Regions from separate parts of the Homo sapiens genome. Here region 2 is linked to region 1. A link is a contact called in ENCODE Hi-C or POLR2A ChIA-PET data. All regions are on one chromosome and are shown on one strand. The core of a region is the stretch at or near the end of the contact, and the rest is flanking DNA. Distances in the headings are between cores, read along the strand shown.

Evidence for each region. Hi-C counts contacts between places; a loop is a spot of excess contacts on that map. ChIA-PET counts read pairs that join two places held with the same protein, here RNA polymerase II (POLR2A). Pooled maps may share reads with other maps.
Region 2: a map of HepG2 shows a loop between it and region 1 (2.9-fold over the local background). The contact joins the promoter of LINC02437 here to the enhancer-like site in region 1. A Hi-C loop is called at or near these places in 3 of 168 maps with a recorded cell type or tissue (GM12878, HepG2 and psoas muscle), 16 of 37 single-sample maps with no recorded cell type and 5 of 50 pooled maps. POLR2A ChIA-PET finds 5 or more read pairs at or near these places in 1 of 52 experiments (MCF 10A).

Annotation. Positions count from the first base shown.
Region 1 is chr4:184,799,339-184,807,030 of GRCh38, forward strand. ACSL1 (acyl-CoA synthetase long chain family member 1) reads right to left here. Exons shown (of 21, transcript NM_001995.5): 2 at 3,982-4,208. The coding sequence starts at 4,176. Among named protein-coding and RNA genes, the nearest start is that of ACSL1, 23 kb to the right of the region's middle. Within about 2 kb of position 3,438, at least 4 of the 41 ENCODE cell types and tissues checked have a DNase peak (open chromatin) inside an H3K27ac peak, as active enhancers do; they include psoas muscle, where a contact is called at or near this core.
Region 2 is chr4:184,985,175-184,992,866 of GRCh38, forward strand. LINC02437 (long intergenic non-protein coding RNA 2437) reads left to right here and starts at 4,173. Exons shown (of 2, transcript XR_001741949.1): 1 at 4,173-4,292.

The sequences.
Region 1 (7,692 bases), core at 2,188-4,687:
ACTCCTAACCTCAGGTGATCCATCCACCTTGGCCTCCCAAAGTGCTAGGATTACAGGCGTCAGCCACTGTGCCCAGCCCACTACCCGATTCTTGACAATTTCTGATCCTATACCCAACAGAACTTAGACTCTGTTTTTATTTTACCTGTCCCTTTTGCTCCTTCCATTTCCATCACTACCTTTAGACTCATTTGCCTGCATATCCATTTTCAAAAGATCCTGCTCTAGGCCAGGTGCTGTGGCTCACACCTGTAATCCCAGCACTTTGGGAGGCCAAGGTGGGAGGATTGTTTGAGCCCAGGAGTTTGAGACCAGCCTGGGCAACACAGCAAGACCTCATCTCTAAAAAAATTTTTTTTAATTAGCCAGGCATGGTGGTGCATGCCTATAGTCTTAGCTACTCTGGAGTTAGAGGTGAGAGAACAGCTTGAGCCCAGGAGTTTGAGGCTGTAGTGAGCTATGACCACACCACTGCACTCCAGCCTGGGCAACAGAGCGAGACCCTGTCTCTAAATAAATAAACAAACAAACAAGCCTGCTCCTGGGTTTAGAGGCTCAAGCCACTGACTCTTCATATTGATCTGGACAGATCCAAACTTTCTATCCTGGTTTACTGCCCCCTTCCCCAAAGCCCTAGTTATAATATACAACTTTCTACTACTATAATGAAGGCAGCATAACAGAGTTCTGGACCTTCTACTAACTGTATGATATAATTTTACCTCTTTGGACTCAGTTTTCTTGTGTATAAAATATGAAGATTAAAAGACAAAGGGAAAAAAGTAACATTGCTGCATACTTATTGTGGGCCAAGCAGACATTGCATAACTCTTCAGTCCTCTTAGCAACACTGAAGGAGGAAAGGTACTGTCACTTCGGTTTTCCATATGAGGAATCTGAAGGTCAGAAAATCCTGGTGAACTTGCCCAAGGTTGCCTGGTCTAAGTTGGAGTCCAGTCCCACATCTGCCCCATCCCTCTTTTCCCTGGTCCCTTTCCGCTCCAACATGCTCCTGTACTTTGCTTAACTGCAACCACGTGTGTCTGGGCTCCGACCAATCCGAAAAGGTTTCCAGTCACTCCAGTGAAGATCGTTTTCACTAGGGGGCCATGGGGCTTCAATCTCAGAGAAGAGGCTAAAACATGTAGCCAGGCTAAACCGGAACACTGGCTAACACCAGAAATCTTGCATTATCTGTGACAGTGATGTAAAAAGAAAGCAAACCCACAAAATCTGCTTCTATCCATTGCTCAAAGTCACAGAGCAGCAGCAGCAAAATCCTTCAGAAGATAGAAGCTCTTCCTTGGCACGCAGGGCATCACAGTTATGACTGTGAGCTGCCACTACAGACACAAGGACGTGGTTCTCCAGACAGGGCCCTGATCAGTCCGGGCTCCAACACTTAAGAAACACTTTTTGGATTCTGTTCCTAACCCAGCTTGTCTGTCCTGTTCTCTAATTTAGGTCTTCATTAGAGGTGACCAGCATGAGTGTTAACCTCCTCTTTACAACCCTGATTTTTATTTTTCTTAGGGACAAGGTCTCGCTCTGTTGCCCAGGCTGGAGTGCAGTGGCACAGTCATAGCTCACTGCAGTGTCCAACTCCTGGGTTCAAATGATTCGTCCACTTCAGTCTCCCGAGTAGCTGGGACTACAGCCATGAGCCACCACACCCAACTAATTAAAATAAAAAAATTTATAGAGATGAGGCCTTGCTATGTTGCCCATGCTGGTCTCAAACTCCTGGCCTCAAGCAATCCTCTCACCTCGGCCTCCCAAAGTGCAGGGATTACAGCATGTGCCACTGCACCCAGCTCTACAATCCTGATTTTTAAAAGGAAATTTCAGAAGGTATAATTTACAAAGAACCTCTGTGCTACTGCCTTAAAAATCAGTAGCTGGGAAACAGCCAGCGTGGGTTGTGATGAGAAGTGGCCAAACCAAAAAGTGCGGATTCTTCTCATTTTAGTATCCGTGTAAACTTTATTGGACAAGGAGGGTGATAAAAACTGTGCATGTGAGATGGGGGTGCAGAATGAGGGTGGGAACTGGCAAACCCTGCTTACTTGTTTTCAAAGTAGGAACACAGCAACAATATTCCACTCCGGCCACCAGCCCCCCGCAGCAGTGCCAGATGCACAGGCTCTTCACCGGTACCTTATGAAGTGAATCAAGTTCCTCTTTCCCTGCCCTAGGTGTCCACAGGATGATGCTAGCTATATCAAAGCATCTGTAATTATTAAGCACCAGAATTCCAGAGCTACTTTTAAATTTAAACTTTTAACTTCTTTTTTAAAAAGGCAAAGCAAGCTCAGTATCTATTTCTAAGCCCCACAAATTCTGAAAATCAGAGCTAAATCAATGTCTATAAACAGAGAAAAATCAGGAAGCCTCTATACTGGGCAGTAAAATTATAGATTTTCATTTCTTGCTGCATATCTCAAGTTTTAAACTGTTCTAGAGAGAACATATGTAATTATTTTAACAAGGCACAATGCCTTTATGCTAAGCTAAAGCTTTAAAACCACACGTAAGTGCCCCCACAATTTCTCATATAATAGGAATTACTCATTTCTTACAGTTACTGCTAAGTTATACATGTCTTAACACTGCACTTGCCAACAACTCTTCATGGAGATGGCAGCGCTGCCGTGACACATCAGGTGCTCTGCCAGTAGAGAAGGAATGCCAGAACCTCACAGGAATCCCTTAGGAAAAGGGAGATTCCACTCATTCCCCAGCCTATGTGATTAGCTGAGGTGAAATATTAAGGTACCCTGACCTTCTAAATAGAAATCAAGTAGAAAGTTAACTTTTCTCAGCTGTAGTTCAGTCATTCTATATTTATATTTTGGCATGAATTAGACTGAAGAATCTTTTATATATTTTAAGAGTTTCACATTAATGAATCCAAGAACTTGTCTAAAATAAAACAAAGACCTAGAATCCCATAAATAACAAAAATGCTGACTCCAGCCAGGGCTTTATGTGGAAGGGCACACACTCCCTCTGCGGCAGTCAGCCCGGGGGGGTGGGGGAGGCCTTCCATCTCTTACATCTGGAAGCAGTAAATGGGGGGATCTTGTGTTTCACAATGTTCTTCTGCATATCTGCTGAATGCGGGAAACACTGAAGGGTGACTGACTTGGGTAGGGGAAAGCAAGCGACCACAGAGAAAACCAAAGAACAGGTGAGGAGTGGAAGCACCAGTGAGCATGCGGCCTCTTCATCTTCTCCACACCCTGCCTTTCTCACTAGGGAAGGCAGGGAGAGCAGGAGCACTAAGAATCTTCCTGAAAGGATCCTAAGGTTTCCTTACGCCATCCCTCCTATTAAGCCCTAATTGCCCGCATTCCAGTTTCATTTTCCTAACATGAGAGCACAGCCTCCAGTTTGCCCAAGTCACACACAACCACGGCGCTCAGCAGCCCAGCCAGACGCGCCTCTTGAGGGTTGTTTCTTCATGTCCTGCCCCGAATTCTGCAGCCGTGTTCTTCCGTCAAGTTCTTACTCCAGCCCTATTCTATTTGAAATCCCAAAGTCCCTTCCAACAGGCTAGGGATATGTTCTAAGCGTCAGATGTACCACGAGTGCATTCTTTTGGTAACATTTGTTTGAAAACTCTCATTCCTGCCAGAATCTAATCCCTGTGAGAACAGGGGTTCTGTGCTATATTTTTCCTTATGGAATCCTCCAGGCTGACCACAGTGCCTACCACAGCGTAGAAACTCAATGTCATTTCTAGAATGATCTTCCATGTGACGAGAGGTAGACACCCAACCGACACCCTCTCATCTGTCCCTGTGCCTATATTTTGCCCTGTACCTCTATTTACCACCATCAGTAATTTGGCACATTTCCATTTACAAAGTGCAGTTATAAACAAATATTTGATCTTGATGGCTATCACATTCAACAGGGCTCAGCTCATCTGGGGAAATGCGGAGAAAACGCACGAGGCAGGCTGGGCCCTCCACTCACCGCCACTTCCACTGACTGCATGGAGAGGTCGCATGGCGGCTTCAGGGGTTTGGGTCTCGTGGCGTACCAGAAGGTGGTGAGTGCTGCAAAAGCTCCGAAGCCCATAAGCGTGTTGGTCGGAAGAGTACGCACGTACTGTCGGAAGTCAACCAGCTCTGGCATTCGAAAATACCGGAACAGCTCATGGGCTTGCATTGTCCTGTGTTGATAGTTCTCTAAGCTGAATTCTGTTGGGAGAGAAAAATGTCACGTTCGTTCCAGGGAAGCAGGACCCCTCTCCAGAACTCCAAAATTCCACCGGCCAGCCATCTAATTGGGTAGCTGCTCGGCCAGTCCAGGCATTAAACCCACAATCTAATGATCCGGGGCTTTTCCTGGCTGTCAAGTGTCATTTTTCTAAAAACACTTTAGGATTTCATTTTCATTCTATTTCTCCATTACCTTGTATTGAAAAAACCCCATTCTCTTCCTTTCATTAACCATATTAAAAAGATTTTACTCAAGAAGAATTCTTCCCATAAAAACTCAAATAAGTAGATTTAAGTTTCTATTTTCTTCTTTGCTACTACGTCTCTGCTCTCGTCCATCCACCTAATCAAAAACACTCGACTCTCATTGTCAAGGCTAATGGGAATATGAGTGAAGGGGAAGTACAAGCCCAAACCACCTAAGGGCCATCAGTTTCTATTTCTTCCAACAGATCTCAGAACAAGTTCCCAAACTGGTTAAACACACCAATGTAAATTTCACCTTCTGTACTCCTCACACGACAACAGTGGCAATATAAATGCTGGGAAACCCATAGTTGGCTATCTGGTAAGATGAGTTTCTTTTACACTCCCCAAGACATTATAGCCAAAAGAAACAAACAGATAAATTGGTGTGCATAAACTTTAAACCAACCACCAGATATCTAAAGAGGGAATACAGCACAGTGTTGGAAAGAAAGTACAGAATAGTATTTGAGATCCTAGATGCAGCCGGACGCGGTGGCTCATGCCTGTAATCCCAGCACTTTGGGAAGCCGAGGCGGGTGGATCACCTGAGGTCAAGAGTTTGAGATCAGCCTGGCTAACACGGTGAAACTCCATCTCTTCAAAAAATACAAAAATTAGCCAGGTGTGGTGGTGGACACCTGTAATCCCAGCTACTCAGGAGGGTGAGGCAGGAGAATCGCCTGAATCCAGGAGGCAGAGGGTTGCAGTGAGCCGGGATCGTGCCACTGCACTCCAATCTGGGCAACAAAGTGAGACCCCGTCTCAAAAAAGAAAAAAAAAAAAAAAGACCCTAGATGCTAGAGCCAAATTCTGCCTCCCTGGCATATGAGCTGTATGATTTGGGACATATGACCTCCCTTCCCTGTGCCTCAGTTTCCTCATCTGTAAATGGAGACGGAAATAGCACCTTATCTCGCAGGGCTTTTCTGACTGCTAAATGACTCACATAAAGAGGTAAGAATGATCTCACACACGTTAGAAAGTGCTCAAAAATATTAGATTTTATGATTATTTCCTCTACCAACGCTCTGTGATTCATCCTGAGTGCAGAACAAGTAAAGCACGCAGGTAAAAACACTGCCTACAAGGAGTGTTCAGACAAAATTAAGAAGCTTCTGCACAGCAAAAGAAACTACCATCAGAGTGAACAGGCAACCTACAGAATGGGAGAAAATTTTTGCAATCTGTCCATCTGACAAAGGGCTAATATCCAGAATCTACAAAGAACCCAAACAAATTTACAAGAAAAAAAACAAAAATTTACAAGAAAAACAACAAACAAGTGGGCAAAGGATATGAACAGACACTTCTCAAAAGAAGACATTTATGCCACCAACAGACACGTGAAAAAATGCTCATCATCACTGGTCATCAGAGAAATGCATTGTGGTTTTGATTTGCATCTCTTTTTCTTTGTTAAAATACAGAAATTTTCTGCTAAAATTTAAATTTAAATGAAATTAATTTTAAATTTAATGGTCTCTGTTTTACAGGCCATTAATACTACCAGAACCAACATAATGTATTTGCTCTGCTCATTCAATCTCTGCTACAATGAATCCATGTAAGTGTACTCACTCACACACACACACACAAACACACACACGAAATTTCAAGGTTTACCATGACAGCAAAGAAAGAACAGATAAGCAGATTTCTTCAGGCCATGGTTCTGGAAAGAAGGCACCAGCACTTAACAAAACCACTCACCATCTGTGCCACCAACAGCTGACTACTAGGTGACACCCCACTGCAGACACAGAAGAGGGCAATGAGCCTGGAAGTGGGCGGGGGTTAGCAGGGCTCAGCTGCGCTCCCCCAGCCTACCAAGGTCTCTCAGGGCACAAGTCACATGCCGAGCCCCACGCTGCTGCCCACTGGGCTAAAGGTAACTAGCAGACAAAATCCACACTTGACTTCTCAGGAGAGCAGAGGGTGGAGGATAGGCCAATGGGCAGCCAGCAGCAAAGTCACCCCACTGCTCCACCCATGGGCAGGGACAGGCATCAGTGAGTGTTGCTGCCAGGACCGGTTCTGAAAACAGACACTGTTTTCTTTCTGCTCAGCTTCCCAATAAGAGACAACGGGCATATATTTTTTAAACCACTGAAATGAAGGATAGGATGCCGGGTGGTATGTCTAACCAAGGTAAGGCATACCAAGAAAGAAACAGATTGCCCAGAGCATGCTGACAGCAGATTTATTCTAGACGAATACATAGGAATTGAGCTACTCCCGTCACTGCATATCTGAGCACCTAGTGTGAGCCAGGCTTTGGCCAGGCGCTGGGAAGACAGTGTTGATGACCTGGTCTAGGCTTTCAGTGGGCTAACCTTCTAGCAGGGAAGATAAAAATCAAACAAGCAAGGTCTGCAAGGCACGGGGGAAGGCCTTTCTGAGGAAGGGATGTACACCAGGCGGGATAAGCAGACAAATCAAGTCCATGTCCTATTGACACTGAGTGTTCAGATTTCAGAAACAGTATTGCAACTCCACAACCTCAAAGCAGCCTTGGGAATATAATGTGCAAACTTGCCTTGCCCTCAAATCCTTCCACCTCTAGTTGTCTTCATCACCCTGCAGCACTCCAGGCCTGAATAGGAAGTACTCACCCCGACACACACTGCCATGCCTTTCTCTCTTCTCTCCCCAAAGCTCCTAGAGTAACTCCCATAAAACCTAGATTGTGTGAATTTGCAGGTGCTGTTCAACAGGATCACATCCCTGAGTGAGAATCTTAAATAATTCCTCTGTAAACAAATACAGTCAGACACAGGGGATTAATTTGTCTATTTTAAGCATCAGCAGTAGCCATGCTATAGACTGCTTTACACCAAGAAAGTTTATTAAATCTAAGAAAGAACACTTTAAAAAAAAAACTTCAGAAAATTATATATTTAGTAGCATGTGTACAAGAACATTTCATTAGATACTAATCTATAATACTAAGGGTTTGAATCCAGCCAAATTCCTATATTTAGTGGGTGATAATGACAAACTATAGCAGTTTAATTCATGCCTCTTAAATGGCAGCCAGGTAACAAGCTGCAAGCCAACTTCACTGAACAAACTGATTAATGCTATACATAGGAAAACTATAGTCTATGCATAAAGAACTAAGACAATAGCTCATTTAGATATGTGTGAAGAACAACTCTTAAACAGACACTGATAGCATTATAAATCTTTTCCCTTCTATTAACTGCTATTAAGG
Region 2 (7,692 bases), core at 2,923-5,422, 190 kb after region 1:
AAATAACAAGAAACCCATGGCTTTTACAACCAACTCATGTGATGCTAGACAGTCTGGTTTCCACATCAATGTTGACAAAAGTCATGTAAAGCAACGTAAAAATGTGACAAATGTTACCAACCATTGTCTGTGCATGCTTCAGTCATGCGCAGAGCCTTGGATATCCTTGAGAGAGCAGAAGAGAGACATGGTACCTAGGTCCCCAGGGAGAGGGAGAGGCAATTCTTGGGATGCTATTTGTTTCTTGGACACAGAGTCTAACCAAGGACCGAGGCCCGTGTCCTCTAGAATTTTGGACTAAGTCACAAAACTTTTTATTTTAAAATTTCTAATATTTGTATCCAACAAATAGAATGCCTATACCACTGAACTTTTCTCCCCAAGTTTTTGCATAATGAAAGAGGTCAACATTACTAGCCTCATCTCTTCACTCTCCTCCTCCCTCACCTTCCACTTGCTGGTAGCCTCCTTGTCCCTCCCTGAAGATGGCAACCACAGCGTCTCCGCACCTCAGCACCTACACGCAGGCTGCTCCTCTGCTCAGGATACTCCAGAATCTACCCCATCCACTTCTCGGTCATCTTCAAGTTTCTGCTCAAATATCATCTTCACTGGAGGCCTTCCCTGACCATCCTATCTAGGATACAACCCCACTCCTGGTTCCTTTTCCTTTGCATTTTTTTTTCCTTGACACTCATCACCTTCTAATATTTTCAGTTTTGTGTGTCTCCCTTCAAGTGTGTAACCTTCATGAAGATCAGGGCTTGGCTCTGTTTTGTTCCCTGTGATGCGCACAGGTCCCAGCATGGTGTCTGCCAGATAGCGCTGGATATTTTTCTGAGTGCACACAAGCTTTTCTTCACTTTCTGGTTTTTGTTCCTGCTTGCCTCTGCCTTCTAATCTCTTTCCCAGACTTGCTCAAGTCTCACCCCCTAACTAGAAGTGGATTCATTAACTTCACAGCTAAAAGAGCATCGTTTCCAGTGTCCTCACTTGAGAAAACCAAAAAGGCTAACGGCACAGACCCAGGACTTGAACTTGGATGTTATGTTGCCTCCCAGCCACGGCTCTCCCCACAGTCCCGGATTCCTCCAGCCTGGTGTGCACCTTCCTTCTTCCCCCAGGTCTGGCCCTGTCTACCTGTATGTGCCACGCCTTCTTACACCTCATCTGAGCAACGCTGAATCCTGATTCTGCCACAACTTAAGCATGTGGCCTTGGACAAGTGACTTAACTTCTCTCGGCCTTGGGCTTCTGCCTTCTCAAGGGAAGAGTAACATCTACCTCAGAAGATGTTCACAAGGCTCAATTAAAATGAAGGAAGCACAGCCCTCTCCTGGCCAAGGCTCAGTGCCTGGCTGTTCCTTTTCCTTTCTCTGGCTTGTGCGGAGATGGTCATTTGCTCAACAGAAATGTTAAGTTTCTCAAGGTCTCTCTGTTGTCCCCATCCCCAGGCCTAAGCTCCTAGAAGACAATGAAGAAATCCTTGGGGAATGAAAATGAGTTTTAAAGGGAGGATGGCAGGAAGAAGGGCCTCTATAAGGTGGGCATCTCACTATCAGGGCTGGCTCATGGATTCTAGCTTGCAGGCCTGGCACCCCTTAAGATTAATGATGAAGATGAACAAGGCCTCCAAGAGGCCAGGTAAGGCAACATGAGACATTTTCCACCTTTCTCAGGGGGCAGCTTGTTGGCAAAACATCTCAATTTCAAAAGTCACCCTCAAGGTAATGGAGCAGGAATCCTGATTTCCTTAGAGACTACCATGATGAGCATTTCTCAAAGTCCGCTCTTCAGTATTTAAAAAGAAAAAAACAAGCGAGGGTGTTCTGTGATTTTTAAATGGTTTACAAAATACTAGGTTAAAGAGTTACCCAACTGCATTTATGCAGGACTTCTCAGAGACTTTGCCAAGTTTATGTACATTATGACTCTCCAAGAGGGATGGAGGTATATGCACGCTGAAACAGTTTCCCAGTGTATTCGGTCAAGATACCCTTTCTTTACAAGGAGCAGCTGTTATGCTATACACCACATTCTATGGAAATCCAGCTCTAGACAAACTCAGATTGGGGCATAAAAGCTGAACCTGGAGAAATGAAGTGGCTTAGCCAAGGTTAAACAATGAATGGCAGAACCAGGGCCGCAATCCACTGCCTGGTGTGATTCCCAGTGCTCTCCCTTCTACATGGCACTGAGGTTGGTGAAGGCCTTCAAATCAGACCAGCTCTAGTGACAGAGTCTGGGGTTTTCACTGGAGAAAATAAACTGGCATGAAATGTAACCAGCGAGATGGCTTACTAGTGATAAGAAAGTGTGCATGTGAGTGTGTGTGAGTGTGAGTGTGCGTGTGAGTGTGGATGTGTGAGTGTGCATGTGAGTGTGAGTGTGCATGTGTGTGATTGTGGATGTGAGTGTGCATGAGTGTGCATGTGAGTGTGTGAGCGTGAGTGTGCGTGTGTGATAGTGTGAGTGTGCGTGAGTGTGTGCATGTGTGGAGTGTGCACGTGTGTGAGTGTGCCCGTGAGTGTGTGCATGTGTGTGAGCGTGAGTGTGCATGTGTGATAGTGTGAGTATGCGTGTGTGCATTTGAGTGTGTGGAGTGTGCACGTGTGTGCCCGTGAGTGTGTGCATGCCTGTGTGAGTGTGCATGTGAGTGTGCGTGCGTGTGTGCATGTGTTTGTGTTTTGCAGGAGTAGCAGCAACAGCACTGAAAGACCTATTCCCACTCAAGATGGTTGTATGGTCCCTGCAAGCTCTGGTGAAGGAGGATCTCCCCCAGCCCTCCCCTGGCTTTACCTGTTTCCGGGAATGGTGGGTGATAAACTGAGCTTTCATCAATGGTGAGTGCACACCCTGGCCCAGTGTGGAAGGCTGAGTACAGCCCCTAAAGATACGCATGTCCTCATCCCCAGAACCTGTACATGTCACCTTATATGGCAAAAGAGACTTCGCAGATGTGATGAAGTTGAGGGTTTTGAGATGCAGAGATGCTCCTGATTATCCAGGTGGGCCCAGTGTCATCACAAAAGTCCTTGTGGGGAGGTGGGGGAGATCTGATCACAGAACAGGAGTAGGGACTGTGATGATGGTAGCAGAGACTGGAGGGACAGTTTGAAGGCAGAAGAAGGGGCCACAAGTGCAGGAATCAGGGTGACTGCTAGAAGCTGAAAGGGCAAAGCGATTCTGCCCTGGAGGCTTCAGAGGAGGCCAGTCCTGCCAACACTTCTACTTTAGCTCCATGAAACCGATTTTGGACTTCTGAATAAATTTGTGTCATTTGAAGCTACCAAGTTTGTGTAATTTGCTACAGAAGCAATAGAAAATGAATACATGCAGTATGATGAGAACATTCCCAGTCCACTCTGAGAAGGTTGTGCCGCCCAGATGAGTGCTGGTGACAGGGAGCCCGGGGTGGTGTGACAGGCTCATGTATGCAGCTGGGTCACCCCACATTCTGGGAACCACCCAGAGGTTTGCTCCGAGCATTGTCCTCGGTCACAGCTTCCTATGGAGAGAGTGGGGCCACATCAGTCTCCCACTCAGAGGTAAAGACATCTGTGTCTCCTGCAACGTCATCAGTTTGTCCCTGTGGCAAGCAGCAGGGAGTGACTGATTTGTGACACCACGCCTTACCTGTGTGACTTTCAATGATTGTTTTCCTAGGCAGCATTGCAGCTGAGCCGTCGGGCAAATGAGAGCCAAGCAAGTTGGAGCTGCCCGGGAACTGGATGTGCTTGCTTAGAAAACATTTCAACATTTCCAAGGGTATAGTTTCTCCCACATACTCTGGAACGCTTGGAAACCACTTTAATTAGCATTGTTTGCCTGTCTGGCTGCCTTGGGTCTTTGGTTTGCTGAGGGCTGCTTGGAGGCTATGCCCTCCTCTCCAGCCCCTGCGTTGGGAAGTCACAGGAGACCGGAGCTGCGCACGACATCACAGCGCCGAATTCTGACCCAATCTGAATCAAATGTCACCCATACCCTGTCTTCAACCAACAAAAGAGCAACGAAGCCAGAGACATCATCTTCAGCTGCCTTGGCCTGTAAGGAATTCATTCTGACTTGAGAGGTGCTTTAACACTTTCACATGTAATTGTGTCCAGAATTGGTGGGTTCTTGGTCTCACTGACTTCAAGAATGAAGCCGCGGACCCTCGCGGTGAGTGTTACAGCTCCTAAGGTGGCGCGTCTGGAGTTTGTTCCTTCTGATGTTCAGGTATGTTTGGAGTTTCTTCCTTCTGCTGAGTTCGTGGTCTCACTCGCTCAGGAATGCAGCTGCAGACCTTCACGGTGAGTGTTACAGCTCTCAAGGCAGAGCGCCTGGAGTTGTTCGTTCCTCCCGGTGGGCTCGTGGTCTCACTGGCTTCAGGAGTGAAGCTGCAGACCTTCGCAGTGAGTGTTACAGCTCATAAAAGCAGTGTGGAGCCAAAGAGTGAGCAGTAACAAAATTTATTGCAAAGAGGGAAAGAACAAAGCTTCCACAGTGTGGAAGGGGACCCCAGCGGGTTACCAATGCTGGCTCGGGCAGCCTGCTTTTATTCTCTTATCTGGCCCCACCCACGTCCTGCTGATTGGTAAAGCCGAGTGGTCTGTTTTGTCAGGGCGCTGATTGGTGCGTTTACAATCCCTGAGCTAGACACAAAGGTTCTCCAAGTCCCCATCAGATTAGTTAGATACAGAGTGTCGATTGGTGCACTCACAAACCTTGAGCTAAACACAGGGTGCTGATTGGTGTGTTTACAAACCTTGAGCTAGATACAGAGTGCTGATTGGTGTATTTACAATCCCTGAGCTAGACATAAAGGCTCTCCAAGGCCCCACCAGACTCAGGAGCCCAGCTGGCTTCACCTAGTGGATCCTGCACCAGGGCTGCAGGTGGAGCTGCCTGCCAGTCCCGTGCTGTGCGCTCGCATTCCTCAGCCCTTGGGTGGTTGATGGGACTGGGCACCGTGGAGCAGGGGGCGGCGCTCATCAGAGAGGCTCGGGCCGCACAAGAGCCCGTGGAGGGGGTGGAAGGCTCAGGCATGGCGGGCTGCGGGTCCTGAGCCCTGCCCCCCCGGGAAGGCAGCTAAGGCCCGGCGAGAAATCAAGCGCAGCGCCGGTGGGCCGGCACTGCTGGGGGACCCAGTACACCCTCCGCAGCCCTTGGCCCGGGTGCTAAGTCCCTTATTGCCCGGGGCCAGCAGGGCCGGCCGGCTGCTCCGAGTGCGGGGCCCGCCAAGCCCACGCCCACCCGGAACTCCAGCTGGCCCGCAAGCGCCGCACGCAGCCCCGGTTCCCGCTCGCGCCTCTCCCTCCACACCTCCCTGCAAGCTGAGGGAGCGGGCTCCCGCCTTGGCCAGCCCAGAAGGGGGCTCCCACGGTGCAGTGGTGGGCTGAAGGGCTCCTCAAGTGCCACCAAAGTGGGAGCCCAGGCAGAGGAGGCGCCGAGAGCGAGCGAGGGCTGTGAGGACTGCCAGCACGCTGTCACCTCTCAAAATCACTACCTGCGCCTCAGATTTGACAGTGAAGTGTTAGGGGTTAGATTATGCAGTGTCAGGGCAGGCTATATGGAAGTGATAATGATGTCATAAATGACAAGTTGCATTTCTTTCTTCCAATGACATACTTGCAACTTAATCAATTGCCTTTTTATTTCCCCCAATCCACAGATTTGTTAAACTATTCTATCAGATGAATATTTTGCTTATGTTTTATGCAAAAGAGGACTCACAGAATCTGAAATGTGAAACACAGGAAACTGACGTTCAATGGGCAGGCTACACAGAGGCTGGTGCAAAGCCATCACCTCTAAATTAGAACTAAATTACTAAATTATAACTAAAACTATAAAATAGACTCAGGCTGTTGAAACCATTGAAAGCAGCACACGGCATTGTTAAAGTCATCAACTACTATATTTATTAAGTGTTTTTGGGTTTTGTTTTTCTTTTTGAGACAGGGTCTCACTCTGGCACAATCTTGGCTCACAGCAACCTCTGCCTCCCAGGTTCAAGTGACTCTCCCACCTCAGCCTCCTGAGTAGCTGGTACCACAGGCACACATCACCTGTGTGCCTGGCTAATTTTTGTATTTTTCCGTAGAGACAGGTTTCACCATGTTGGCCAGGCTGGTATCCAACTCCTGACCTCAAGTGATCTTGCCCACCTCAGCCTCCCAAAGTGCTGGGGTTACAGGTGTAAGCCACCACACCCAGACTATTAAGTGTTTTTATAAACGCTTAGATTTTAAGAAGTGCTCACATTTTGAACTCTAACAGAAAGCTTAGGGATAGACAGGCTTGGCGACAGTTTGGAGAAAGATTCAATGTGAACAGATAAAACCTTTCAAGGTGGCGATGACTGAAGGTATTACTACAAAAGACTGTAGGATGAGTGCCTCAAATGTAATATGCCTATACCATAATGACAAAAATGCGAAGAATAAAAGATAGTAAAATAGTGTTTTAAAAGTTAAAATAAGGATAGAGTAAGAAACAAACTAGGAAGTGACAGGAATGACTCTAACATGTACTAATATTTGGACTACTAATGGCTAGAAATCACCAGCGAAGGTTGATGGAGTATTTGAGAAGCTGGAAAAAGAATCTTATAACCACTATCCGAAGAAAAGTTTGTCAAGCAAACATTGATATTCTAACAGAAAAAGTTTTCATATGAAATCCTGAAACTGGGCTTTCTGATGGTAAAATATGCATTATTGGATTCTAAATATATTCATTCATAGAGGACTATATTACCCTCAACTGTTAGCCTTCAAGAAATCGAACCTTACTTAAATACTGCTAGATAACACCAACAAAACTGAAAACCAATTAACTCTTTCTAGAGCTCTGTTTGCTATTAAAGCGATTCAACATGAATGATAAATTTAGTAAGTCAGCAAATGCGGTAAATTCAATGAATTTATCATCAGGCAAATTTTATTTCTGCAACATTAAATCTTGGCAAATCGTTTCTTATTAAACTGACCTAACATCAACCAACATCCGCCACACCCTTTCACAAATGAAAGATACCTAATTATAGGGTAGTGTCGTTGGCAAAAGACAAATAAGTATATGTATGAATTGACCACAATTTATAAACAATGTGTCCCATTTCAGCGTGGAGCCATCCTGCATTAGTTTTCACTAGCGCTTCCTTAGTGTGGCAAGCCGAACTACCGGAGTGTTAACCCGGATGGTGCCGTGAACGAGGCCACACAGGAACTGGGTTTCACCCTTGGAAGAAACACACAGCCTTGGACATTCATCTCCTGCCTGTTAGTTTCTTAGGGCTGCTGTAGCATGTTACCACAAACTGGATCAGACTGCAGACATGTGTTCACTGACGGTGCTGGACACTGCAGGTCCAAAATGGAAGTGTGGCAGGGCCAGGCTCTCACCGCTCCCCGCCGTTCAGCTTCTGTGTGGCTGCAGCCCTTGGTGATCTCAGCTGGCGATGGCGAAACTCAGCCTCCGCCTTTGCTGTCACATGGTGTCCTCCATGTCCTCACGCCGTCTTCTTTGAGGACTCTGGTCATATCGGATGACGGGTCCACCCTGTTCCAGCATCACCTTGTCCTAACGAATCACATCTGCAGTGACTGTACTTTCAAGGTTAGTTCTTGGGGACAGGACGTCAACGTATCCTTCCGAAGGACACAATTCACCTATAACACATCCTTGCCTCGACTTCCCAGACACACA